5 separate regions of the Mus musculus genome follow, and regions 1, 2, 3 and 4 are each linked to region 5. The links are chromatin loops, found by intact Hi-C in ENCODE. Cell type or tissue: left cerebral cortex. All regions are shown on one strand. Region 1 overlaps Gm35658 (a long non-coding RNA gene). Region 2 has its middle 29 kb from the start of Gm39354. Region 3 overlaps Pias1 (protein inhibitor of activated STAT 1). Region 4 overlaps Cln6 (ceroid-lipofuscinosis, neuronal 6). Region 5 holds the start of Pias1 (protein inhibitor of activated STAT 1).

Evidence for each region. A loop is a pair of places that touch in the nucleus more often than their neighbours do. Peaks named below come from ENCODE experiments on the same cell type or tissue, not always from the same donor. Only the 100,000 strongest peaks of a DNase experiment are listed, where the experiment ranks them.
Region 1: it touches region 5 in a loop (2.7-fold over the local background); 9 of 42 quality-filtered maps call a loop at or near these places.
Region 2: a loop joins it to region 5, with 2.3 times the contacts of the local background. A loop is called at or near these places in 6 of 42 quality-filtered maps.
Region 3: a loop joins it to region 5, with 2.3 times the contacts of the local background. A loop is called at or near these places in 10 of 42 quality-filtered maps.
Region 4: it touches region 5 in a loop (4-fold over the local background); 19 of 42 quality-filtered maps call a loop at or near these places.

The regions. Positions count from the first base shown.
Region 1 is chr9:63,106,478-63,111,477 of GRCm38, reverse strand. Gm35658 (a long non-coding RNA gene) reads right to left here. Exons shown (of 3, transcript XR_870837.2): 3 at 3,245-5,000. Among named protein-coding and RNA genes, the nearest start is that of Gm35658, 16 kb to the right of the region's middle. In left cerebral cortex, a CTCF peak has its summit at 2,119; DNase peaks (open chromatin) are centred at 1,588 and 2,122; H3K4me3 peaks cover 1,023 bases; H3K27ac peaks cover 2,015 bases.
Region 2 is chr9:63,054,583-63,059,582 of GRCm38, reverse strand. No RefSeq gene overlaps it. Among named protein-coding and RNA genes, the nearest start is that of Gm39354, 29 kb to the right of the region's middle. RefSeq lists an enhancer at 1-1,573. In left cerebral cortex, no CTCF peak of the experiment used is centred here; DNase peaks (open chromatin) are centred at 234, 614, 835 and 2,457; H3K4me3 peaks cover 528 bases; H3K27ac peaks cover 2,201 bases.
Region 3 is chr9:62,922,112-62,927,111 of GRCm38, reverse strand. Pias1 (protein inhibitor of activated STAT 1) reads left to right here. Exons shown (of 14, transcript NM_019663.3): 3 at 3,457-3,541; 4 at 3,784-3,831. Among named protein-coding and RNA genes, the nearest start is that of Gm35574, 56 kb to the left of the region's middle. In left cerebral cortex, no CTCF peak of the experiment used is centred here; DNase peaks (open chromatin) are centred at 1,056, 1,742, 1,994 and 4,163; H3K27ac peaks cover 4,133 bases.
Region 4 is chr9:62,845,108-62,850,107 of GRCm38, reverse strand. It overlaps Cln6 (ceroid-lipofuscinosis, neuronal 6), which reads right to left. Exons shown (of 7, transcript NM_001033175.3): 3 at 4,056-4,154; 4 at 2,954-3,142; 5 at 2,468-2,523; 6 at 877-999. It also overlaps the pseudogene Gm10653. Among named protein-coding and RNA genes, the nearest start is that of Cln6, 8.8 kb to the right of the region's middle. In left cerebral cortex, a CTCF peak has its summit at 2,248 (motif pointing left); DNase peaks (open chromatin) are centred at 1,198 and 2,215; H3K4me3 peaks cover 272 bases; H3K27ac peaks cover 415 bases.
Region 5 is chr9:62,978,014-62,983,013 of GRCm38, reverse strand. Pias1 (protein inhibitor of activated STAT 1) reads left to right here and starts at 2,135. Exons shown (of 14, transcript NM_019663.3): 1 at 2,135-2,166. The coding sequence starts at 2,143. It overlaps Gm35574 (a long non-coding RNA gene), which reads right to left and starts at 2,500. Exons shown (of 6, transcript XR_379535.2): 1 at 2,487-2,500. In left cerebral cortex, a CTCF peak has its summit at 2,098; DNase peaks (open chromatin) are centred at 2,066, 2,896 and 3,354; H3K4me3 peaks cover 2,045 bases; H3K27ac peaks cover 982 bases.

The DNA of each region.
Region 1 (5,000 bases), 130 kb before region 5:
GTTTCTTTTATTTTTCCCAGTGCAGGACCAGTTTCATCAAAACATCAGTAGACTTCACACTTACAGGAAGAAGATGGACATGAGTGACTACTCATGGCTTCTCAGTCCTGTGACAGAGGATGGTAAATGCACCTGTGACAACACACAAGTGCGCCTTGACATCAACCTCCCATTTGTTTATAATGAAGGGCAGCTGACCCACAGCCACCTCTGCCTTCTGCATGCAGTCTGCGTGCGTGTGTGTGTGTGTGTGTGTGTGTGTGTGTGTGTGTGTGTGTCTGTGTGTCTGTGTGTCTGTGTGTCTGTGTGTCTGTGTGTGCGCGCGCACTCTCGAGCGTGCAGGAGCGAGCAGGAGTTCCACAGGCACAGTGCAGGAGGTAGCTGAACTCCAGGAGAGACTCCACAGTGGGTGTGACATGTTACCTGCTGCTCATTACACCCTCACAGCTTGAAAGCTCCTTGAATTACCCAAGTTGGCTCCTGTCCTTCAAGGCTAGCCTGTACCATCAGCCACTGGAGGAGGCCACATTCTTAGGAAATACAATAAAAGGAAGCAGTCAGTCTGGGGGATGTAGCCAGGTGAAAAAGCATGCTTGCATGATTTAACATGCAAGATCCTGGCCTTACACACACACCCTTGCATGCACACACATACGCAGGAAGTATTAAGAGGTATTTTGAGAATGGTAGGTCTGAGATGGTGATAAGCACCATTCCTTAGTAAGAAGTATTAGTAACAATCCCTCCCTTAGAAAGGGCTGTGTGTACAGCACTGTCTCTCTCGGCTTCTCTTTACTTACTCATTTGGATTTCTTTTCTTCCTTTCTTTTCTTTTTCTTTTTTTTTTCCTTTTCTTCCTTTCTTTTTTTTTTTTTTTTTTTTTTTTTTTTTAGATCCTTTGAGTACCTCTGGTTGACCTGGAGATCACAGTGATTGGCATGCATTTATTTTCAAGTGCTGGGAGGCCTGCTTCATTTACTTTTGATTTTTATAAAAGTGCATATATTTTCCATTATGGTGGTGCATGCAGCTCTTGGGATGCATAATCAGGCAGACCTCCGAGTTTCAGGCCACCCTGCCCTACATAGCAAGTCCTAGGACAGCCAGTCTATACCGTGAGACTTTCTCAAAAGTAAATATAGAAAGAAAGGAAGGGAGGAAGGGAGGAAGGAAGGGAGGAAGGAGACTGTTAACGTGTGTGGAGGTCTGCGGACATGCAAGGATCACTTCTCTCCTCCCATCATGGGTTCCTGGGATGGAACTCAGGTCCTAAGGTTTATACCTGCTAAGCGTCCACATACAAACTTTTCATATTTTTGAGACAAATTCTCACTTTATAATTCAGGCTGGTTTTAGACTTAACTGTATAGCCCAGGCTAGACTCCAACATGCATTCCCCCTGCCTCAGCATCCTGAATGCTGAGATTACAGGCATGCACCACCACACCCAGCCTGAAATGACTGAATAAGTATATTTATCTGAATTTGAAGGGCCTCCAGGAACCAGCAGTAGGAAGGCAGTATTTGCATTTTAAGAGCTGGAAAGCCTCCAGCTGACTGCTTGCGTTTATGTCTGGATGGCCCGGCCACTTGGGAACTGTGCCATTCCACAAGTGACTTACCTGTTCTTAGCTTCTCTGCCTTCATCTTTAAAGTGAAAATAATAGTACACATTTTATTACTGGGAGGAGGCTGGGCCAGCCTTTCAGTGACCAGAGCATCTGTGATGTTCAAAGGGTGTGGGCAGCCAGGGAGAATTATCCAACTAATAGTATAATTACCTTATTACGTTAACAGTATCACTTCAAAGGGATATTGGGAGGAAGGTACACGCAGAGGAACACGGCAGAGGCCGGTAGTGCGTGCTGTCAACATTATTCAGGTCCCTATTTTGCAAATGAGGAAATCAAACCCCTGATGCAGAACATGAAGCTAGTGGGTGGCAGGGCTGGCCCTGAAGTCCAGGCGGGTCCAGTATCCTCCAGCTGCCCAGCTGGGATGCAGACAACCCCCGCCCCCGCCAGAAGGCACCCTGGGAACGGAAAGCTGGCCGCCCTCCAAGTCCTAGGGCGCCCTGGAGCTGAGTCCTGCTGCCCCTCCCCCACTCGGGAACAAAGTGCACTTCTGCAGTTGGGGGAACATTCCAGCAAACCGAAAGCACTGCGGGGATGACCCAGCGGCTGCTTCCCGCAAAGGGGCGCGAGAACATCGTGGGCCCTAGACCGGCCTTCGGGGACCGCCCGCACCGGCCGGGGTGTGCACCCGCAGTTGCACGCAAGGAATCCTCTGTCGGGTTAGTGATGCTTGGCCAGGACAGGCGTCCCGCCAAGCAAGCGCACAGCTCGCTCCTGCTCTCCCTGCCGCCCCTAGCTCTTCCTGTTCTGGAAAATAAGGACAAGGAGAGCCTGCAGAGTGAGCTCCTGTGATCCCACAGTAGACCATAGCCTTTCGTTTTGGTTGTACGCCCCCCATCCCCATACTTTGCCCAGTATTTGCACGCATGGCCACATGGATTAACAATGGGGTCCCACCATTGTACAGTTGATATTTAACCCACTTTTCAGAGCAGTTTTAGGTTAACAGAAACTTGTAGGATACCCTTTCGGGCCTCTTTCCCAGCATCCCCAGCTCCTCTGGTTTGGCTTTTTGCTTTTCTAACCCTGGATCCACAGAATCTCTGCATTTCTATTCACTACTCGGTTGAAGGGCCGATCTGTACTGAAAAGTCATCAGCTTTTGGCAAAGGCAGCCGTCACTGCAGAATCCTGCTCCCCCTTCAGCCTGTGCTGGTTAATGTTAATTGTCAACTTGGTAAGCTCTGGAGTTACCCCAAGATGGGCCTCTGGCCATGCCTGTGGGGACTTATCTTGACTTTTTTTTTTTTTTTTTTGGTTTTTGAGACAGGGTTTCTCTGTGTAGCCCTGGCTGTCCTTGAACTCACTTTGTAGACCAGGCTGGCCTCGAACTCAGAAATCCTCCTGCCTCTGCCTCCCGAGTGCTGGGATTAAAGGCGTGTGCCACCACGCCCAGCTATCTTGACTTTTTTTTAATGGAGGTGGGAAGACTCACCCACTGTGGACAGAATCATTCCTGGCGCTAGGATCTTGGACCAAGTACATGGAGAGCCAGAGCTGGGCAGCAGATGAGTTGACTTCTCCACCTTGAACTGTGGCAAAAATGCACCCTTTCCCTCTCAAATTGCTTTCGTCAGGGAGAAAAATAAGACACAGCCCCAGAGCAGCACTGTAGTTTTCTGGTTTTGTCTGTTTTTATTTCTTTATGTTTTCATCTCTATGTTTTTGTTTATTCCACAGTGCCCTTTGTGAATTTTTCAGAATGGCTTCCTTCACTAAGTAGTATGTTCTTAAGTTTCTTTCATGTTTTTGTTTTTGTTTTTATAGCTGAGAGCTCATTTATTAAGTCTGCTTAATTATATCCCATGGTATTGTTGAACTGTTGAACTTCAGTTTACTAATTCACCTTTTGAATTGTCTACAACTGTTGAAAATTATGGTATCTTTGTTAATTTTGATTTTTTTTTTTTTTTACTAAATTTATGTGCTAATTTTTATGTCAAGCTGACACAGGCTAGAGTAATTTTGGTAGTGGGAACCTCAAAAGAGAGAATACCTCCACCAGGTTGACTAATAGACTCATTCTATGGCGCATTCTCTTGATTGATGGTTTATATGAGTGGACCCAGCCATTGTGGATGGTGGCACCTGCGGGCTGATGATCCTGGATGTGGTAAGAAAGTCGCAAGGGGCAAGCCAGTGATTAGTGGCCCTCCATGGCCTCTGTATCAGCTCCTGCCTCCATGGTCCTGCTCAATTTTGAGTTCCTGCCCTGACTTCTCTGTGATGGACTGATGTGGAAGTGTAAGCTGAAATAAATTCTTTCCTTCCACGTTGCCTTTGGTCATGGTGTTTCATCACAGAAATTGGAACCCTAAGAATAATTAATTAATGAATTTCCTGTGAGGGAAAGGTGTGGATGTACCATTACTGTGTGTGTAGAGGTTAGAGAACAGCTTGCAGGGGGAGCTTTTACCTTCTACCCTGTATAGAACACAGGCTTAGTCGCAAGCATCTTTTCCTGCCAAGCCATCTTGCTGTCCATTTTGACAATCATGAATGAAACTTTTTGTTGTTTTGGGAAAGGGTCTTTTGTTGTTTTGGCTAAGGCTGGTCTTGAACTTCCTGCGTAGTTGGACTTTGAACTTCTGATCTCTTGCCTCCACCACCTAAGGTCTAGAGTTTCTGGAGTTTGCCACTATGCCATGCCTGGTTTATGTGGTGCTGGGGACTAAGAGAGGGCTTCGTGTATGCTAGAGAAGAGTTCTACTAACAGAGCCCCATCCTCAGCTACAACTATGAATGAAATGTCTACAAACATTGTATGTGGACATTTATGTTCATGTGTGCCAGCTTGTTCCTTTTGATTATGCTCTGAATGGCTGGCAGCCGTCTACAGATCCATGTCATTGTGTTAACTCCTTCATAAGACACTGTCATGCCTTCTTTATTGTCAACTGTTGAAACAGCCTTTCTTGTCATTTGTGGTGGGGTGGTTTGAATGAGAATGGTCCCCCATAGGCTCAAATATTTAGATGCTTAATCCACAGTTCATGGAACTGTTTGGAAAGGACTAGGAGGTGTGGCCTGGGGCTGGAGACACTAAGAGCTCTTCCTGAGGACCTGAGTTCAAGTCCCAGCACCCACTTCAGGTGGTTTGCAACTGTCTGCACCCCAGCTCCAGGGGCAGTCTCATACCTATAACCTCTGTGAGCATTTGCATCCATGTGCAATGCCACCACCACCACACACACATGTAGTTAAAATAATGTAAGTGAATCTTAAAAAAAAAAAGAAGAGGGAGGAGGAGGTGTGGCCTTGGTGGAGGTGTATTGCTGGAGGTGGATTTTGAGTTTGAAAAAGCTTTGACCAGGCCCAGTTATCTGCCTTTCTGCCTCAGGCTTTCCAATCAGATGTAAGCTCTCA
Region 2 (5,000 bases), 77 kb before region 5:
AAATTCTTCATGCAAACGGGGGATCGTTTTAACGGGTTGGGGCCCCTCTGCTTGGAATCTAATTTCTGTGTGCACAAAAAGGAGTTGAGAGGATGGAACTCTCCAGAAGCTGAGATTCAGAGGAGCTGTGGGCTGAGTCCTAGGGAAGAACCGTGGGCCTGGGCGTCTGAGTGGGTAGCGAGGGGCAGGGAGGAAGGAACAGGCTCCTAGGCTCCTCCCGGTTGCCTAGGTGACAGGAGGTGGGAGGAGGACCCAGAAGTGCAGGCTGGGTTTATCCGGCATCTCAGATCTTAATTCAGTGGAGTGGCACCCACTTCAGCCGCTTTGATCCCAGCAGCTCAGCCTCCAGGGAGAGTGGGGCGGGAGTGCCAACACAGAAGAATTCTTATCCATTCTTTCAGCTCCGTCCTCAGGGTTCCGCCTCCCCTCAGAAATAATGTCCACTCTGGGAAGGGACTAGGGAAAGTCTCCTGGCCTGCGTGGTTTTCAGATGCTTGTTTCAAAGGAAATCTTATCCAGAACCCCTATATGGAAAGCAAACATCGGGAGCCACTCACCTCCTCTGCAGTGTGTGAAAAGTCATCTGGGGGGAAAAGAAGCCTTGCTTGCTTCTTTGAGTACCCCGCAAATGAATTCATGGCAGTCCACGGGCCTTCCAGTGGGCGCCCCAGAGCAGGGGAAGCAGGGCCCTAGACGGAGGCGAACAAGCTAACTAACTGATCCAGGAACTTCCACAGCTAGGGCAGCATTACTCCTTTTGCAAAGGAAACTGAGTCCTGGATCGACACAGCGGTTTGCTAGGAGGGGTGTCCATAAAGGGAGAAATATCTTCTACTGAGCAGCTGAATATTTGGCTGGCTCCAGCCGTGACTCTTAGATCAAATTCAGGGGTGCCAGATGGCGCAGGGGCGGAGCACAGGCCTGGGAATCTCATCCCTCTGTTACTATGGGGGGTGGGGGTAGGAAGGGGGGACACGCATGACCTTGGGGGGATTTATTTTGAAGAGGCAAAGGGATCATCCCCTAGTTTGCAAGAGGTCCAGAAGAGTAATAGGATTAAATGGTGCTCCAGTCTGTTTTTTTTTTTTTTTTTTAAATTGTTTCTAAATGTCAGGGCCTCCTTGGGAGAAGGGGGCAAGCACACTGGCTTTTCAAGACTATTTGACAGTCAGTTTTTAAAACCTCATTATTTTTTCTCATTTTACATGGCTAATTATAAAGTAAGAGAGAGTCAACTCAGAAAACATGAAGAACAGAAAATGAAAGGAAAAACAATAAGATCATCCATAAACATAGCTCTAGACACAGCCGGTGGCCACTTCCTTTTAACATTTTTTCCTTGTACGGAACACTTCAGATTGTAATTTTTAAAATAACCAACGAGTAATGTCTAACAGACTAATATTAGACCATAAAAGTGAGGCCTGTGGGATGGCTTAGTGGATTAAAGGTGCTTGCCACCAAACATGGATGGTCTGAGTCTAATCCCTGGAACCTGCCTGGTGGAAGGAGAGAAGAGATAGTTCAAAGCTGTCCTCTGACCTCCACGTGTGTGCCACGGAAAGTAACCCTCCCCCAACAACACACAAATTAAATACATTTAGTGATTTCTAAAAAGAGTAATCAAGTTAAAAATCTGCGTGAGACCTCCCAAACAGTACAGGCTACTCTATGCTCAAATGGAGAGACCATATTGTAGGAGATACCACACATACTGATTACGGGACATGGAAAAATCAGGTTGTGGCACACCAGAAAGCTTCTTCCGGGACACCTAACTTTCTATAGGGAAAATGTCATTATCTGTCTACCCACCTGTCAATTACAATATGACCAGTGTGGCAAGACATGCCCGTGGGTACAATACTGACACTATGTTATAGGCACAAGCAACTGCCTTCTGACTGTGCTTAAGGCCCACTCTCTAGGAGGAAGCACATGCCTGGCATATTGTAAAACTGGCCAAGAACCCATGTTGGGAGCTCACCAGCAGAGGAGTGGAATAATATTACTATTATTCTGTGTTGGAGATTGGTTCTAATGCTTTGTTGCAATAGGGAATCTGAGGGTCCAAATGCTAGCGGTCCTTGCCCCCAGTTGGTTTTTGATCGATCAATAAAGATGTGAACAGCCAATGGTTAGGCGCAGGACAGGACCCTTAGATTTTGTGGATTAGGATGCAGAGAAGAACAGAGGAGAATCGCCATGACTTGGGGAAGAAGGATGGGACGAAGTCACTGCAAGAGATAAAGCCTACCACCATGAGAGATTTGGGTAAGTGGCCACTGGTCACTTCCCTGATTGTGCCTGGGGCAAATGGGGAAGGTTTAGAAGTTCTCAGTCTTTGAGTAGCCAAGGCATTTCAAAAATAAGCTAGTGTGTGTGTGTGTGTGTGTATGTGTGTGTGTGTGTCTTTCATTCACAGATCCAAAGATAGCTCCTCGGTGGGTGCACAAGTGCCATCTGCAGGGAGCACAAAATGGAGTAGCTAAAAACTCCCGCTACAGTTCTGCGAAGCGGGCTTACTGTTAAGCTGCCCTCCAAATGTGCATCTTTTAACGTGAGACTAGTGCCCCTCTTAGACCTCATTAGAGAAGGCTCTGTGTTCAGCAGACGGTTATTCACATAGGAACATGCTGTTTTGTCATAGCAATGACATAGTATGACTCGAACTCAGCAAGCATTTTGCTGACTAAGCTATTGCTTTATCCTTTTTTCGTTTATTTAGACCAATCCAATATTTATGAATATTGAAAGGAATTGTATAAAAAATAGTATTAAATAAATGTACATTCATTTGTGTAGAGTGGTATTATGTATTTCTTACGTTCCTTCTTTCTTTTTCTTTAATTCATTTATTTTGGCATTCATATTAGCTCTGAGGATCTGCCCACCTCTGTCCTCCTGCCTAGAATTACAAAGGTGGATAAGCATTCCTGAGTTCTCTGCAACAACTGCTCTTAACCCCTGAGTTGTCTCTCCAGACCCTTTTGCTAGTGAGTAAGAATTTTTGTGTCTTTTTTTCCCCACTGACTTTTTGTTGTCCAGTGCTAGGGATCAAGTCCAGGACCTTGCACATGTAGGCAGGCACCCTAACCCTGAGCTATACACCCAACCCTGCTGGTTCCATTTGGCCAAACTTATCATATGCCAAGTCTCTGTGCTTTTCTGACACTTTTTCTGTTTATCTCCTCTCTTCTTACACAATGCATTAGTTTTCATTAATATATGTTATTATATATTTATATATGTATAGTTAATATATTGACTACAACACACACACACACCACACACATGATGCATAAACTACCCTCCTTTTTCTTCTGTTCCCTTGGCTGCTTTCCTCCTGTGTATGTATTCTTCCATATGAATCCATTTAAGAACATCAGTGGAAAGCCTTTTGGATAGTTTGGTTGTAATTACATTCAATTTGAGCTTGTATTTTAAGAAATATACTGAAGTTTGAGTGGTTTTTTTTTTCTCTTTAAGAATTTAGCATGCCCATAAATTATGCTTTTTAAAGATGTGTTTTAGTTAAGTTTCCAAGTTACCTCCATAGAGAGCCTGCTCATCTTGCTCTAGGGCTTAGTCCTAAATGTCTGATAATTTCGGTCACTCTTTTTGCTGTTACCTTTTCTGATTGTCTGTGCTTACATGCAGGAAAGTTGTCAGCTTTCTCATGTTGGTCCTGTTAATTTCAATAGTCTCTTCATTGGTTCTTTTTGATTGTTTCTTTGTTTGTTTGGAGACAGGGTATCACTATGTAACTCCGACTGTCCTGGAACTCAGAGATCTGCCTGCTTTTGCTTCCCAAGTGCTGGATTTAAGGGATGTGCCACCATGCCTAGCCCATTTATTGGTTCTTAAAGTCTCCTAGGTAAAATAGCCCCATGTCCCTACATGTAGTCAGTGTTTTATATATGGCCTTTTTAATTTTTAAAAAAAAAGTTATTTATTTTATGTATGTGAGTACACTGTAGCTGCCTTGGTCTTCAGACACACCAGAAGAGGGCATCAGATCCCATTGCAAATAGTTGTGATCATGTGGTTACTGGGAATTGAACTCAGGACCTCTGGAAGAACAGCCAGTGCTCTTAACCTCTGAGCCATCTCTCCAGTCCTGTGTATTCCTTTCTAACACCTATATTCTTTTTTTTTTTAAGATTTATTTGTTATTATACATAAGTACACTGTAGCAATCTTCAAACTCAGAAGCACCAGAAGAGGGGGTCAGATCTCATTACGGGTGGTTGTGAGCCACCATGTGGTTGCTGGGATTTGAACTCAGGACCTTCGGAAGAGCAGTCAGTGCTCTTAACCACTGAGCCATCTCGCCAGCCCACCTATGTTCTTAAAATGTTTTATTATATTTATTTACTCTATGTGTGTGTTCATGTGTGTGCATGTCATGGCACATGTGTGGTGGTCAGAGGACAATAGTCAGGTTTAGCAGGAAACGTTAATGCACTGCAGTCATCTTGCTGTCTGTCCATCCGTCTTAGTTGCTTGGCGTTGAGGATGGTGAAGAAGGAAGAAGTGTGAGACTTGCCGTCTTGCCACTGACAGGAATGGGGACACATCTCCTGTTGTATTGTGTTCACTGACATAAGCATGGCGTAACAGCTCCAGAATCTCAGTGTCTAAATAGATGAACTCCTAGTTGCACAAAGTCTAATGGGAATGCCTCAATCAGGCAGTTCTTCCTGTGACATCAGACCCTTCCATCCTAGGACGAGGCCACATTCGTCTCGTGACCTTCAGCTCTGCTGTTGAAGAGCTAAGTCTTTGATCTGCTCTGGCTTGGGAATGCCTTCCATGCACAGTCTAGAACTACACATGTGCAGAGCCTGGAAATATATTCTCTGACAGGCTGGCTGTTTCCTAGAACCTTAGCATAAGGCTTCCACAAGTTCTTCACAACCTGACAGTTTCTTGGAATCAGTATTTGTTGCTTGACCTCTTGTTCCTCCGTGCAATGATTACTTTGCCCTCTTTGATTT
Region 3 (5,000 bases), 56 kb after region 5:
TGAACAACTGAGGAAGGGGTTTTACCTGGAGGCAAAGCTCCTTAGAGGACTGCAAGTAAGAGGATGAGCTCATACTAATTGGCCTTCGGGTACCTCAGTGAATAAGAGCACAGACTATAAGCATGGGTTTGAATCCCCAGTGTTTGCAGAAAAAAGCCAGGTGTGGCTAGACCTGCCTCTAATCCAGCAGAGGGGCTGGGGACAAGTGGATCCCAGGAATTTCTCTGGCCAGCCAGCTTCGTTGAACTTGTGAGCAGAGCTTCAGGTTCAGTGAAAGCCATGTCCCAAGATGGAGAGCAAATGCAAGAAGACATGTAACATTGTCTTCTGGGGTCCACATAGATAAACACACACACCACAGCCTGGTATTCTGTCTAGATGACTGTGTCTTTGAGCCTTGTTCTGAAAAAAGAATAAATATGGAGAAACCTAATGATGAGGTGCTTAAGCAGAGAAAGCTCTAGGAATTAAAAAGAGCATTTTCACATCATGTTAAAAGAACAGTGGAAGCTGAGCACAGACATTTCTGTCTAAAACCCCAGCACTGGACAGACTGAAGGAAAAGGATCCAAGTTTGGGTGCAGACTGAGTCTGTCTTCCCTCCCAAAGCAACCAGTGGAAAAATAGCTTTAAACAACAACAAAGCATGGTGGCTCAAACCTTTAATCCCAGCACTTGAGAGGCAGAGATGAGGAGAGGCCGAGATGAGCAGATATCCTTGAGTTCCGGATCTGGTCTACATAGTGAGTTCTAGGATAGCCAGGGCTATGGAGAAAAAAACCTGCCTCAAAAAAGTACTTTTTACAGGTTTGTATGCTAATATAAGGATCCTATGGCTGCTGGGAATCCAACCCAAAAGTCCTTCAAGCACCACACCCACTGCACTCTGACTGCAGTCCAAGAACATACTTTTAATCATGAAATCATACAGCTCTGAATTGACCGGGAAGTGGGAGATATGTAGATCCGAGTTCCAGCTCTTGACTTGCTACAAACAAATATAAAACCTTTACAGCTTACTCCTCACTAGCTGGGCCTTGTAGCTTTTCTTCGTGGTGGTCAGGTGGGTTGGAGATACTAGATGGTAATTGTTAGTGTTCTTGTCATGGTCCATCTGGAGTATCAAAGAGTGACAGATGTCAGTGGGTAACATCAGAGGTTTGTTTCTCCATAAATTACCTACCGCCTTAGCTATGCCTCATGGTCTGTGCTCTGGGATGGACATAGGAAGAAATGATGGAACTTAGAACAAATATGCTGTGAAAGAGTGTGGTATGATAGCCTTTGAAAGGTTATGATAGGTTATGAAAGTTTATGATAGTCTTTTCAGTGTCACAGACTAGAGTGTGTCAAGAGAAGTGGCTGATGGAGAAGGTGAAGGTGTCCATGTTTTCTGATACTTGAAAAATGGCTGCTCTGGATAATGAGTGCTTTATGGTACCAGTGGGTGGACTCTCTAACACTGCAGATTTTAGGCCTGTGCTTTATGGCACCAGTGGGTGGAATCTCTAGCGTTGCAGACTTTCAGTCATTATAGGACAGAAGAAGTAGCCATGTTGTTTTAGCCAGCATCTTGTCATTCTAAATCTGCACCCATCTTGAAACTTCACAGTAGTCATATATTTGAAAATGAGTCTAAATTTTTGCCTAGTGAATAATACGAATTTTTGTGTGGCAGAGATTATTTTAGCACTGTTGTAGAGCAGAGCCAAAGATTTAAATTGGGCCAGGCCTGCTTGGCAAACAATCCCCATACAAGATACTCTGAGAAAGAAGCTAGCTGCTAAGGTTGATGACAGAGGGCAGTATTTGCCTTCCTGCATGCTCCTCCTTGTTTATTGATAATTGCCAGATTGTTACTGCACTTATAATTGTGGTAACTTTTTCTGGTTAGCAACTGTTCCTTGAAGATAGATTCTTTAAGAAAAAGCCTCACCCCACATATGAAGTAGAAATGCAAATCTAGCCTTTAAAAGATGTTGCTTCTGCACTGAGATGTAATTTTAGACCTGTGCTCTTTTCTCCACTGTTGGTTGTGCAGATTTTTTGATGAGGCATGCTGCAGTTGGGGTGGTTTATATGTTTCTTGCAAGTAGAACAAACCCAGTTAAGCAAGAGATTGAAATTAGCCAAAAGTTAGCTTCTCTGCAGTCTTAGGTAGCCCACAGCCAAGAATTATATGATGACAACTCTTAGTGATTCTTTGGTATTAAATTATCTTGGAAAAGTGCAGTTTTAATTTTTTCCCCTGAAAGACAGACCTTCATGTAGTCCAAGATAGTCTTAAACTCAGTATATAGCTGAGACTAACCTTGCCCTTCTGAGTTTCCAGCTTCTCCCTCTTGAGTACTGAGGGTACTGATGTGTGCCACCACACCCAGTGTATGGGATACAGGAGTTAACTAGGAAGCAACCTACCAACGGAGTCACATTCCCCAGCCTGAGATTTCTTAATTTACCTATTTATTCAATAAATAGTAGTTCAGAACTTGACACTCAGACACCGTGTGTGTGTGTGTGTGTGTGTGTGTGTGTGTATCTATGTGGACCCTAGAAGACAATGTTACATGTCTTCTTGCATTTGCTCTCCATCTTGGGACATGGCTTTCACTGAACCTGAAGCTCTGCTCTCAAGTTCAGTGAAGCTGGCTGGCCAGAGAAATTCCTGCTCTCACGTGCCGTGCCTATGTCTGTGCCTGAATGTCTTGGAATGTCTCTCAGAAAGCCAATGTATTTGTTGATCTCAGCATAGTTGGGGAATCCCTTGTGCCACAGTGATGCATGCTTCTTGTCTGCTTGCTGCCTTCCTTTTCCCTCCCCCTCCATCCTTTTTGTTCTTCATTCTTGTGTTTCACTTATATGTTGATCCTTTGAGAAGTGAACTCATCCAAGACTATGAAAAACTGTATATGACGTTGTATATAAAACATGTATGGTGCTCAGGTGTGGTGGTGCACAACTATAATCACAGCTTTCAGGCTCAGGAGAATTGTGTTTGAGGTTGACCTTTGCTGCATAGCATCATGGCAAGGCCCTTTCTCAAAACAAACAAGTTATTTCTCAAAATAAACAGAAGGCAGTGAAAGATTAATTTACTTTCAAAAATAATTGCAGTTTCACCTATGTAGATTCAAAGCAGGTACATTTGTTTCTTAGCTCAGAAACTCTGTATATGAAATTAGTATTATTGGTATGCTATTATAAGAGTGTGCATATAATTAGACAACTTTTGGTTGGTCTTTGCTATGTGTTCCTCTGAATTTGAGTTCTGAAATGCTGTTTCTGGAATTAGGCCTCTCTGTGCCTTTGGTTTTGATATATCACTACTAGAAATTTGTTAATTCTCATTGCTTTTGTTGTCTGGTCTCTAGGATATACAGTTAATTAATGATGTGGTTCTGGCTATGTCTGTACTGATGACCTTTAAGATTATTAAAATGTAACTCTTTTCTTCAGCTTCAGACAACAGCCAGCGCTTTCGGGAAACCTGTTTTGCATTTGCCTTGACACCACAACAGGTGCAGCAGATCAGCAGCTCCATGTAAGTCACCTTCAGTCTGACCTGCAGTTTGGTGTAAGCCCAGAACCTACCCTAGTAACTGTGTTCAACTTTCAGCAGAGGTACCATGCCCCCGCCCCCAGCTCTTTCCCTTCCTCCCTCCCACCTCCCTCTCCCCACCACCCCCACGTATGAGTACTGTTGACATTTCTGATACTTAGGAATAGAATGACATGTCTTCATGTATATATTTAAAAACAATTTTTATTCTTATTCTATTTTAGGGATATTTCTGGGACCAAATGTGACTTCACAGTGCAGGTCCAATTAAGGTACAGTGTTGACTATAATATATATTCAAGTTTTAAAATAGAGTGTTCCTTTAAAATTAATTTAAAAAATAATCTCCTCAACAAATGTATTGCAGATATTGAGTGAGCTACCTAGGAAGAGAAAGCACCCTGAGAGACTCTGCTTGTTGACCATTTGGGTCTTCTCCTTAGCGGTGCTCCTGGGGTAGTCCGGAAGCTGCATCTGATAGACACTTGAAGTATCAGCTTTTGGGCGGTTGTGGTCGAGTGGGCCTTTGAGCTAGTGCAGGAGGATCTTTGTAAGTTCAGCTCTGCTTTCTCTAACAGAGGCAGACAGGACAGCACAGCACAGCAGTCTGCAGTCTCACACACAAACACCAGATACTCCAGCCCGCCCCACCCTGTTTCACTTGTAATTTAAAATGCCCTAATTTAGAACCCACATGGAAGTTCTCAGAAATGTACAGAAGCATACCAACACACAGGCTTGCAGACACAACTTGTCAAGTTTTGTTTCTAGGCTCTTTCATTGCTTCTGAGGGCATCTAAGAAATTTTTTTCTTTTCTTCTTTTTTTTAATAAGGTTTTTTTTTTAATTTTTATTTTTATTTTATGTGTATTGGTGTTTTGCCTTCTTGTGTCTGTGTGAGAGTGTCAGAAGCCCTGGAACTGAAGTTACAGACAGGTGAGCTGCATGTGGCAGGCCCTGGTCTGTTGGAATAGGAGCCAGTGTTCTTAACCACTGAGCCACTGTCCAGCTCTCTAGCTTAGTAAAGGTTAGTCAGTAGGATGAGAAGGTACAATTTTTGTAGAAATCCTTGATTTTTCCAAAAGATTGTTCATTTAATGTAAAAACTAATGTTTTTGTGTGTTTTTAAAATAGTGTTCTATTTTCTGCAAAAGTAGCACCAAGCTGTGGCTACTCAGCATCTTTGGTTCTTTAGTAGCGAGGTAGCCCCTTGGCTCTTTTGACTGACTTTGTCTTGAAGGTGAGGTTTTGGCCCTGAGATCATGTTTTCAGTATATTCTACTGAGAACCAGCAAGATGTTTCAGGGGCCATATCAAAACTACTGTATGCTGTATCTTCCTCTCAGATTTGTAATGCATATGAGCCTGTATGCAACTCTGGAAAGATCTTTGATACCGATGCTTTAATTGTTTTGATTCAGGTTTTTAAAAGTTTAGTAAA
Region 4 (5,000 bases), 130 kb after region 5:
ATTTATTTATTTTATATATGTGAATACACTGTCACTGTCTTCAGACACACCAGAACAAGGCATCAGATCCCATTACAGATGGCTGTGAGCCACCATGTGGTTGCTGGGACTTGAGCTCAGGACCTCTGGAAGAGCAATCTGCTCTTAACTGCTGAGCCATCTCTCTGGCTTTTCTTACCGCATTAGAACACTTCCACGTGATAAAAACTGGCTCTGGAGGAGCAAGAGAATGCACTCTTTGCAGAGAACACCGTGCAACACATGGTCTCAGTTCGCATACTCCCTGGGGCCTCATCTCTTGCCAGCTTGGTTTCTGGAGACAATTGAGTTTGGGGATTCCATCCCAAGACATGGAGACTATTGTCATTACTGTCCCCTTGAAGGCTGGACCACTGACATCTAGAGTTGTTGCAACCCCGCGTATAGAACACTCAGAGGCACTTGGTAGCTTCTACAAGGTTACCTGTCTGCCTCTAGGGCACCCTAATGCCGACCTGTTCACTTAAGGGACTCCAGCTTTACAACCAAGGTCTGGGACCTTGGGGACATCATGCAACAACTTTGAATGACAACTTCAAGGCTGTTTTCTCCCTTTTGAGGGTAACAACATAAACATCCCCACCTCTCAAGGTGTCTAGCAACAGCTCTCTCTCTCTCTCTTTCTCTGGTCTTTTTCGAGACAGGGTTTCTCTGTGTAGCCCTGGCTGTCCTGGAACTCTGTAGACCAAGCTGGCCTTGAACTCAGAAATCCGCCTGCCGAGTGCTGGGATGAAAGGAGTGCGCCACCACGCCCGGCTTCTATGTGTGGGCTTTTACTGTGGTGGCTCAGTTAGTGCTTGTGCCCTTTGTCCACCCCATGTGCCAATGTCCACTCACCAGTAGTACAGACCACTGGGCACCACCAGGAGCAGGGCAGGTCCTGGCATGTGGCTCTCAGCCTTGCAGGTGGTGAAACAGCCACTGAAGTACATGAAGAGGATGAGGAAGAAGGGGATGTACCTGTGACAGAGAGGCAACAGCTTCACACGCCTGGCCAGGGGCTGTCCCCACCACCTTCCCACTGGTCCTAGTGTGTCACCGTGTTGGCATGTCATGCACACTGCTCTACTTCCAGCCTTTTCTGCCCTAAGAGTCAAGGTGGGAGGAACAGAAACTAAAAGGTAACTCTCATGCAAAGGCTCCTGTGTTAAAACTGAGGGGAAGGAGTGGGCGCCATGGTAACCACCTCCTGCCTGCCTTCCCTCTCTGGGCTTGGTGCCCGCCCTGTCCTTCATTCCACATGGAGATGAGGGGATGAGAGGCTCTGTCCCATCCATGTCCCTCAAATACCAGCAAGTCCAGTGCCACACTAGCCTGGCTACTGGGCTACCCAGCAGGGCTGAGGTCTGAGAGAACACAGTGCTGGGGGAGCCAAGGAGAGCTGTGAAGGCCCTCACTCACCCTCAGCCCACAGTCTCTATCCCATCCGAGAGTATGGCTTCTCCCCCTCCACACGGAGGGCTCCCTTTCTATTCCAACACACACACACACACACACACACACACACACACGTGCGCAAGCACACAGGCACACACAGGCACACTTGCTCATCACTCCTGCTCACATGCAACCGTTTTCTGTCCAGTGACACCCCGACCCTCAATCCCCAGTCCACCCCCCCAACCTCTCCTGAGTTCTCAGCTTGTTCCTCCTCTCCCTACTTCCAAAGGGAGGAGTCATCTATCTGTCAAGGTCAGGAAGAGCTGGCAAGAGAGGCCTTTCTGAACCAAGAGGATGAAGACCTATAACCTCAGACAGACCCAGAGACACCAGTGCTGGGCATGTGTGGAGGGAAGCGCCTCGCAGTGCTAGCCCATCACCTCCTAGCTAACAACTGCTCTCACCTCTTTCCTCTGGCTTTAGTTCATCTTGTGTAGGATGAAGGAAGAGGAAACCCTTTACTTGAGCCCTGTGTCTCTGACTCTGACCTCTCATGCCTGAGATTTTCCTGAGAGCAGCAGTAGTGGCGATGGTAGAGAGATTCCCCTGGGAGAATGTTCTAAGATGGGGAATACAATCTGTGGCACCCAGACCTGGCCCTGCTGGATCTTCTCAGCTTTCTACGCCCACAACTGTCTCCTGCACCAGACCCACAACTCTCTGTGTGTTTGTTTATCAGGACTAGGCTCCACCCTCCCCAACCCCAGGCTCATGAGGACGAGCATCTGCTTGCTGCCCTCTAGTGGCCGCTGTGGGAACTTCATGTAGGAAGGAGGCTCTAGGAGGCCCCCTTAAGGCCAAAGGAAAGTAGCTGGGTCTTCCTAGCATGCTGACCAGGGGTCCCACTCATAAAACCTTCACTGAGCAGAGAATACCATCCCAGATGTTCCACTCAATAGCTGGAGACCTGGGATCCAGGGAGCCTTGTCCAGTATCTCTTGGTGCCTGGACCCTGGATGGAACCTAGAGCAGTCAGCCGGTCACTCACCACATGCAGTGGCCCAGGTACTCGTCATAGTAGTACAACAGCTCAAAGGAGTCGATCTGAGAAGGCACAGGGGTGGCAGAGTGAGGGGGGCTGGGACCCACCCCTGCCCCCCTCTCTACCCTCCACCCACACACACCATTCTCATTCCCTCCCTAGGGTACCAGATGGGCCATGAGGAGCCAGTCACTGGGTCTTGCTATATAAACCAGGCCGGTCTTGAACTTGTAGCAATCCCCTTAGTCTCCTGAGTGCTGGGGTTATAGACGTGCACCCCACAGCCAGTCAGACACCGTGTCCCTTTGCAATTAGGAGCATACTAGTTTGGGTGACAGTAGACAACAGTGCCTTCCCTCACTTAGGTGCATGCTTGTAATTTGGAGGTAGACAGGAGAATCAGGAGTTCAAGGTCACCCTTGCCGACTTATACAATCTATGGTCAGCCTGGGCTACAGGAGTCATGAGGACTGGCAGGGGAGGCAGCCTCACCAGAGTCTCCGGCTTGAGGTTCTTGATAATGGGGTTCTCTCTGACGGACAGGTGGTGCTGGTACCCACTGAAGAGCAGGCGATGGTTGACTGAGTCTCCCACCAGGTGGATGCTGGCTCCCATGATGAAAGTGATGATGCTGACATAGACTATAGACCGCGGCAGCGTTCGGGGGGACCGCTCAATAAGCTGAGGTGAAGAATGAGGGCCATGGCATGCCCCTGCCTCAATTACGATGTGTGATAACCCTTCCCTCAGAAAAAAAAACGGGATAGAAAGTCCCTCTGGAAGTTGTGAGTTCCTTAGCAGGGCAGCCTAGCTACTGATCATGGTGGAGTGTAAACCCAGCAGGGTCTGACGAACTCACACTTCCTCTCCAGGAACATGAGGTGGAAGAGTTAGAGGCGGGATCAGAGCTTCAAGGTAGGCGTCCTGACCAGGCCTGGCCCTTCCACTACCTCAGTGTGTCCTATGTGTGCCTTAGGTGGGCTAGCATGATGCACAGATCTGAGTTTTGAGTGGCAGGCCCTAGCAAACAGAAAATGTCAGGGTGTATGAAATGAGCGTGGAAGTTCTAAAAACCACAGAAACTGAATCTTGAGGCCACTGTAATCTCCTACTGTTAGAGATTTGAAATGTCTTTCATTTTAAATTTTTTGTAAAAATTTACTTATTTTATGTATATGAGTACACCATAGCTGTCTTCAGACACACTAGAAGAGGGCATCAGATCCCATTACAGATGGTTATGAGCCACCATGTGGTTGCTGGGAATTGAACTCAGGATCTCTGGAAGAGCAGTCAGCACTCTTAACAGACGAGCCATCTTTCCAGCCCTCATTTTTAAAGAAACATTTACCGATTTCTTGTGCGTATGTATATGGGTACACATGTAAAGGTCAAAGGGCAATCTGTGGGCATTGTTTCTCTTTTCTGTCATGTGGGGAGGAAAGTCAGGCCATCAGGCTTGGCAGCCCCCGACCCACTGAACCAGCTTACAGCTTATGACACGGGTGTGCGCGCATGCATGCGTGAGAGAGAGAGGGAGAGGGAAGGGGAGGGGGAGGCGGAGAGGATGGGAGGGAGACAGGCCAGTCTGTACCTTTAGCAGCAGGAAGGGCGTGATGATGTTGTAGGTCATGTGAAAGTAGTCCCCGACACTTGGCTTGTTGAGAGGAAACCACTGGATCGGGAATACCAGCTGGGGAGAGAGCATCACTCACAGGGAGGCCTGCAGGCCACTGACACCAGCCCCTCAGACACTGAGCGCTTCGCTTCCTGTGTTCTCTTGGAACCCCTTTAGCAGTCCCAGACCTAATGGACTCCCAGAGAGAAACTGAGTCCCCCAGTCAATAAGTGGACTGTCCCAGTCATAAACGATACACAGATATCCAGGCCCCTCTACATGATAGCACTTTTCCCCCCAATTTTTATTTTTTAAAGTTTTATGTTTTATTTAATCTTCCATCTAAGGACAAAACACATTTACAATCTAAAATCCTTCATAATTTGAAAACCTTTCTTTTTTCCTTTGGCCTTTTTTTAAACCCAAACTACACTATCATAGTCACATCTGTTTTATTTCACTGGTTGCCCGGAGCGTCGAATGCCTGCTGAACCTTCCGCTGTGCAGGTCCGTGTGGCTCTTTCACTCCTTGCTTAGGTTTATTTCAAGGCATTTTTTTTGTTTTGTTTTCCAGGCTACTGTGAATGGGACTGTACCTGCCTGGTATAGAAGAAGGTTACTGATTTGGGTATGTTAATTTTGTAACCTGCCCCTTTGCTGGAAGTGCCTAGCAGCTAGGTTTGTTTTGTCTTAAGACAGGGTCTCTCTGAAGACCATGTACCAGACAGGCCATCAAAGTACATGTTTAGTGTGGAAGGTTAAGCTTCATTAACAGAAACAGCAATTTGCATATATTGTATAGAGATATATCCTAATGTAGAATAATCAAGGTGCAGAATATGGGGTATAAAACAAAGTTTCCTTTGGTTAGGAAAAAAAAGAAATTTCTATATATGTTTACATAACCAGAGAAAGGAATGG
Region 5 (5,000 bases):
ATAATAATAAATTAAATTATTTCTTTTGGGATAGGATCTCCTGTAGCCCAGGCTTGCCTGGAACTGGAATCCTTGGATCTTTTACCTCCCAACTACTGGGATTTTGTTCAGGTACCACAATTTCCATTTTTATGCAATGTCAGAGGTCAAACACAGGACTTCTTGTATGTTAGGCAGTTAGATAAACAGTCTACAAGCAGAGCTGAATCCCTAAGCCTGCCTGGATTCGAATTTGGTGATGCAGTCTAAGCTGCAGATATTTGAAAATCGTTATATTATAGACCAAAAGTCAAGAGTTGAATGATAGCTCTGGGTGGTTGAATAAAGATCACAGCTGAGTCTTAGAATCTCCTATCCTTCTTCTTTCTCTCTCTCTCTCTCCCCCCCCCTCTCTTTCTTCCTCTCTCCCTTCCTTATTCTCTCTCTCCCTTCCTTCCCCTTCCCTCCTTTTTTCCTTCCTTCCTTTCTTGTTCCCCTACCCCTACCCCAGGTCTCTTTGTGTAGCCTTGGCTATCTTAGAACAAGTTCTGTAGACCAGGCTGACCTCGAACTCACAGAGATCTGCCTCGTCTTTATAGCAAATTCCAGGGCTGAATAGTGAGACTCAGGAGAGAAAAAGGGTGGAGGGCGGAAAGGAGGGAGAGAGACGAGGAGAGAGGAATAGGGGTGGGGGTGGGGAAGCTACCTAGTAAAGAGACAGGAATGGAATGTTGGGACAGTGGCAGTGATGTGGAGGAAAGTTCAAGAACTCTGTTTCCAGAGAAAGCAATCACATCAACTGTTAGCAGTTCCCTCTAGGCAATTGAGGTAAGCCCTGGGAACTGAGAGTGGGCTTCGAAAAGGTGTAGATGAGAGCTCAAGATAGGGCAGGCAGTGGAGCTGCCTCAGGATAGGTTTGGAGGTAATGCCACTGAAGAAATGGGAACAAGTACTTGTAGAAAAATGAAGTCTTGTTTGTGAATTTATTCAGTGAAGAAAGCGGAGAAATAGAGTACCCATTGAAGGTAATTTTGGATCCAGAGGAAGCATAAATTTAAGTAAGGAATTTTGGTTATGTTTATATGCTGATGAAAATGATTCCTTGAAGAAAGGGGGTTGGAACTATAAAGATACTGGAGTAAAACATGTGGGCATGTGGGAGTGAAATAATCCAGGTCACTGGTCAGGACCTGGCCTTCTTGAATTCAGAGTAACCCAAATGTTAAGAGGATTTTGATAGTAAAAAGTTGATCAGTTAAAAAAGGCTGGGGTTTTGAAGGAAGCTTTTAGTAGATAGGAGTAAGTCTAAATATCAATGTAGGTGAAGAAAACCCTTCTGGGATTAAGCACACCCCACCCCCCCCAATCCATTTTTCTCTTGGTGAGCCTTTTAATCTCTATGCTGTTCATCACCATTAGTAATTATATCTTAATAGTTCACAGATCTGTACCCCATGAGCGACAGGTCAGGGATCTTCTCTAATTTCTGACTACCCAGGGTGACGCGATGAATAAATGTCTTCAGAATTTGCCTTAGCTACTACTGTTAAATGCTGTTTAGGAGAGTCCCTTTTTCCCCTCAGAGCTTTTATTTCGGAAAAGATACCATGGGAATGATATATATATATATATATATATTTTTTTTTTTTTTTCTTTTTTGGCCTAACTGCCTCATCATGAGGATCTGCGTAAACCCAGAAACGCTTCGTCAAATTCTCCTTAGACAAAACTGACTAATTGGCTAGTTGTGATCGACCGGCAGCTGGGTAGGGTACAGGTGCAGAACGCATCTTGCGCATGGGGGCGCGCCGTGGCTTCAGTCAACTGGGGCTCAGAGGGCAGCCGAAGGATGAGACTGAGGCCAACACCTCCCCAGATGTGGCCTCTTCCCTGGGCGCTACTGGCTCGGCCAGTGTGGGGGCGGGGAGGCCGAGGGGGTAGTAACTGTCAAACTCCCGCTTGGCGCCATTATTTAAATAGTGCGTGTGGGTCTCGCAGCTGTGCGTGCCCGGGGCGGGGCAGCGAGCTCCTGGAGTGGGGCGGAGGCCAGGGGCGGAGCGGGAAGGCTGAGGGGCGGGGTGGAGGCGGAGTCAAGTCCGCTAGAGGGGAGGTTCCAGCGCGGCCCCCGGCGAGCTTCATTGCGCTTGCGCTGACAGACGCAAGATGGCGGACAGTGCGGAACTAAAGGTAAAGCGCAGCTCGAATTCACTTCTAATATTCGGCCGCGGAGACGGCGCCGCGGCTGCCGGGGGGATGGGTCGGACCCTGGGGGGCCCGCTCGGGCCGGGCTCCACCCGAGTCTGGAGTTGTAGGCGGGAGAGGCGCTCCGGGCCTTAGTGGAGGGGGCCTGGCTGCGGCGGGCCGTGGGCCCCGGGTGCCTCGGGGGCGCTGACGGGTCGTCCCCGGCGTGTTATTGTTGTGGGCGCCTCTGGCGGGGGTGGCGGGGCGAAGAGAGAGTGAGTCGGGACGTGGCGGCAGCGGCGGTCCCCGGGGCCTGGGTGCCTTACCTTGCAGCCCGCCTCCCCCCCCCCCCCCCATGGGCAGCCAGGGGGTGGGGGGGTGTAGGCTGCTCTGGGAAGAGGGGGATCGGGAAAACTGCCCCGCTGCCGCTTCCTCTTCCTCTTTCGCCGTCCCGGGCTCCTGTCAGGCGCAGCGCTCGGACCCCCGGGAACTTGGCTCCGGCCGCCCCGCCCCTCCGCGGCGCCCAGGCGCCCCCGCCTCGCTTGCCGCCGCTGCCCGCCCGCCTGTCAATGGGTGCCCGGCCAGAGGGAATGCGCGATCCCGGGGCAATCGGCTAGGGAATACGAGGGAGAAGCTCTTGGAAAGTTTAGCGAGCCCGGAGCCGGCGTTGGGGGTTCGGCTAAAGGGTTGCAGGGGGAGTCTGCCCGGGCGGGACGTTACTGTTTCTCTCTTGATTTCGGGCCACCGGGGAGGGTGTGTGTGTGGTGGTGGGGAGCAACCCATTGAAAGAGTGTGCTTTTGGGAGCGGTGGTGGGGATGCAGCCACCTCTCTGCACTCTTGCTGTCTCTGGTGTGGCAGATGAGAGCAGCCTTGGGGGTCTCTAAACACACCATGATGGCGATGCTATAGCTGATGGAGGTGAATGGTTCGTGTTTATATCCCCCGTTGCCTTTTGTTTGTTAGGGACATCTTGCTGGCCATGTTGATTTAAACGAAATTCTCCTCCCACCCACCCCCCATCCCACCCCAACCTCCAATAAATAGAACGTTCCATCGTTCCTCTCAACTGTACCAATTACTCATGCCTCGCGAAATTAGATGAAAGGGTGCCCCCTTTCCCCCGCTTTTTCTCCCACCCCAATCTTTACCTGATGATGGCTCCTTTACTGAAGCACATATACCACTACACAAGCAGTTGGGGGAGGGCTGGTGGAACCCTTATGATTGGATTGTGACAAATGGGTCTCTGCTTGAATAATTCTGGTTTAGTAGCAGGCAGGCAGTTCTTAACTAACGCATATTATTTAGAGGCTCTGAACATGGTATTCCCTTCTCTGGCTTCCTGTGTGCGAACCAAACAGCTGGTTATAGCACATCTCTGTCAGAGTGGAGATTGGGCTATGCAATTATAAATCCTCAGGGAGATTTAGAAATTCTTTTTATAATCAATAAAAAAAATTATTATTTTCCCCATTATAATGAAATAACTTCTAAAACAAGCAGACCACTACCTGTGTTTCTGGACACTTTTCTTTCCGTGCACCTGTGTGTGTGTGTGTGTGTGTGTGTGTGTAAAAGCCTCACTGGAAGATCTTTTTTTCCTTAGTAACTTTGGAGTGTTAACATATCAAGATTTTTGTACAAGATTTGGGTATTTGTTTTTTTTAAGTTTACTTCTAATTACTAACTTGTTTAAGACAGAAAATCTTAATGGATAGCGCCCCCCCCCCCTTTTTTTTTAAGACAGAGGTTTGCTATGTTGCTGAGGTTGGTCTGGAACTCACTGTGTAGACAGACCATACAGGCTTTAAACTTCAGGGATCCTCTAGCCTCTGCCTCCTTAGTGCTAGGATTAAAGGGATTAAAGGCATTCACCACCATTCCTGACTTGGATAGTTTTTTTTATCCCAATTTCAGACTATTGATTTCACCAAGAAAGCCTCTGAAATTTAACATTTTGGAGACAACCACCTTGCATAAAAACAAACGAACAAAAAACCCCAGAGCTCAAGTATGTGTATTTTATGTAATTATTTTTCTGTCACTATGTTACTGTCATCTTTTATTTTTGATTTTGTTTTGAGGCAGGGTTTCTCTCTGTGTAGCCCTGGCTGTCCTGGAACTCACTCTATAGAACAGACTGGCCTCAAACTCAGAACTCAGAGATCTGCCTGCCTCCTGCTTCCCAAGTGCTGGGATTAAAAGCATGTGCCACCCCCATCCTCTTCAGAGTTGCTGCTGTCTTATCTTTGCTTCCTAATACTTTTTAGGAGTCAATTTGAAAAATAGCTGGCCAAGTTTTTTATACATGGACCATGTAGTAAGGCTTGAAAACCATATGGGAAAAGTACCTGCAAAGAACAGAGTACCTTTGTTGTTTCTATTTTAAGAAAGTGCCTTCGGGGCCAGGCATAGTGGCCCCATACCTTTAATCCCAGCCTTTGGGAGGCAGAGGCAGGTGAATCTCTTTTTGAGGATCAGCTGATCTACAGAGTGAGTTCCAGGATAGGCAGAGCTACTTAGTAAGATCATGTCTTGATAAAATAAAGAAATAGAATAAAGAAAAAGGAAAAAGAAAGAAGAGTGCCTTTGGGGATAGATGAGATTCCTGGTGTGAGTCTTGTTAGGTAAAGTTTACTCTTTACAGAAATGAGTCAGTATCACACAGACTCTGAACACTTAATGGAAATGGTATTTTTCTAAAACTGGTCTCCATTTTTTCACCCTCTCTAAAAGCTACTTGAAATTTCCAGAGGGTTTGTTTTCCACTCTTATGTTTCTGTTGTATAATTTTTCAAATTATAATAAGTGTTTTGACACATTGGTGTGTCATTGTGTG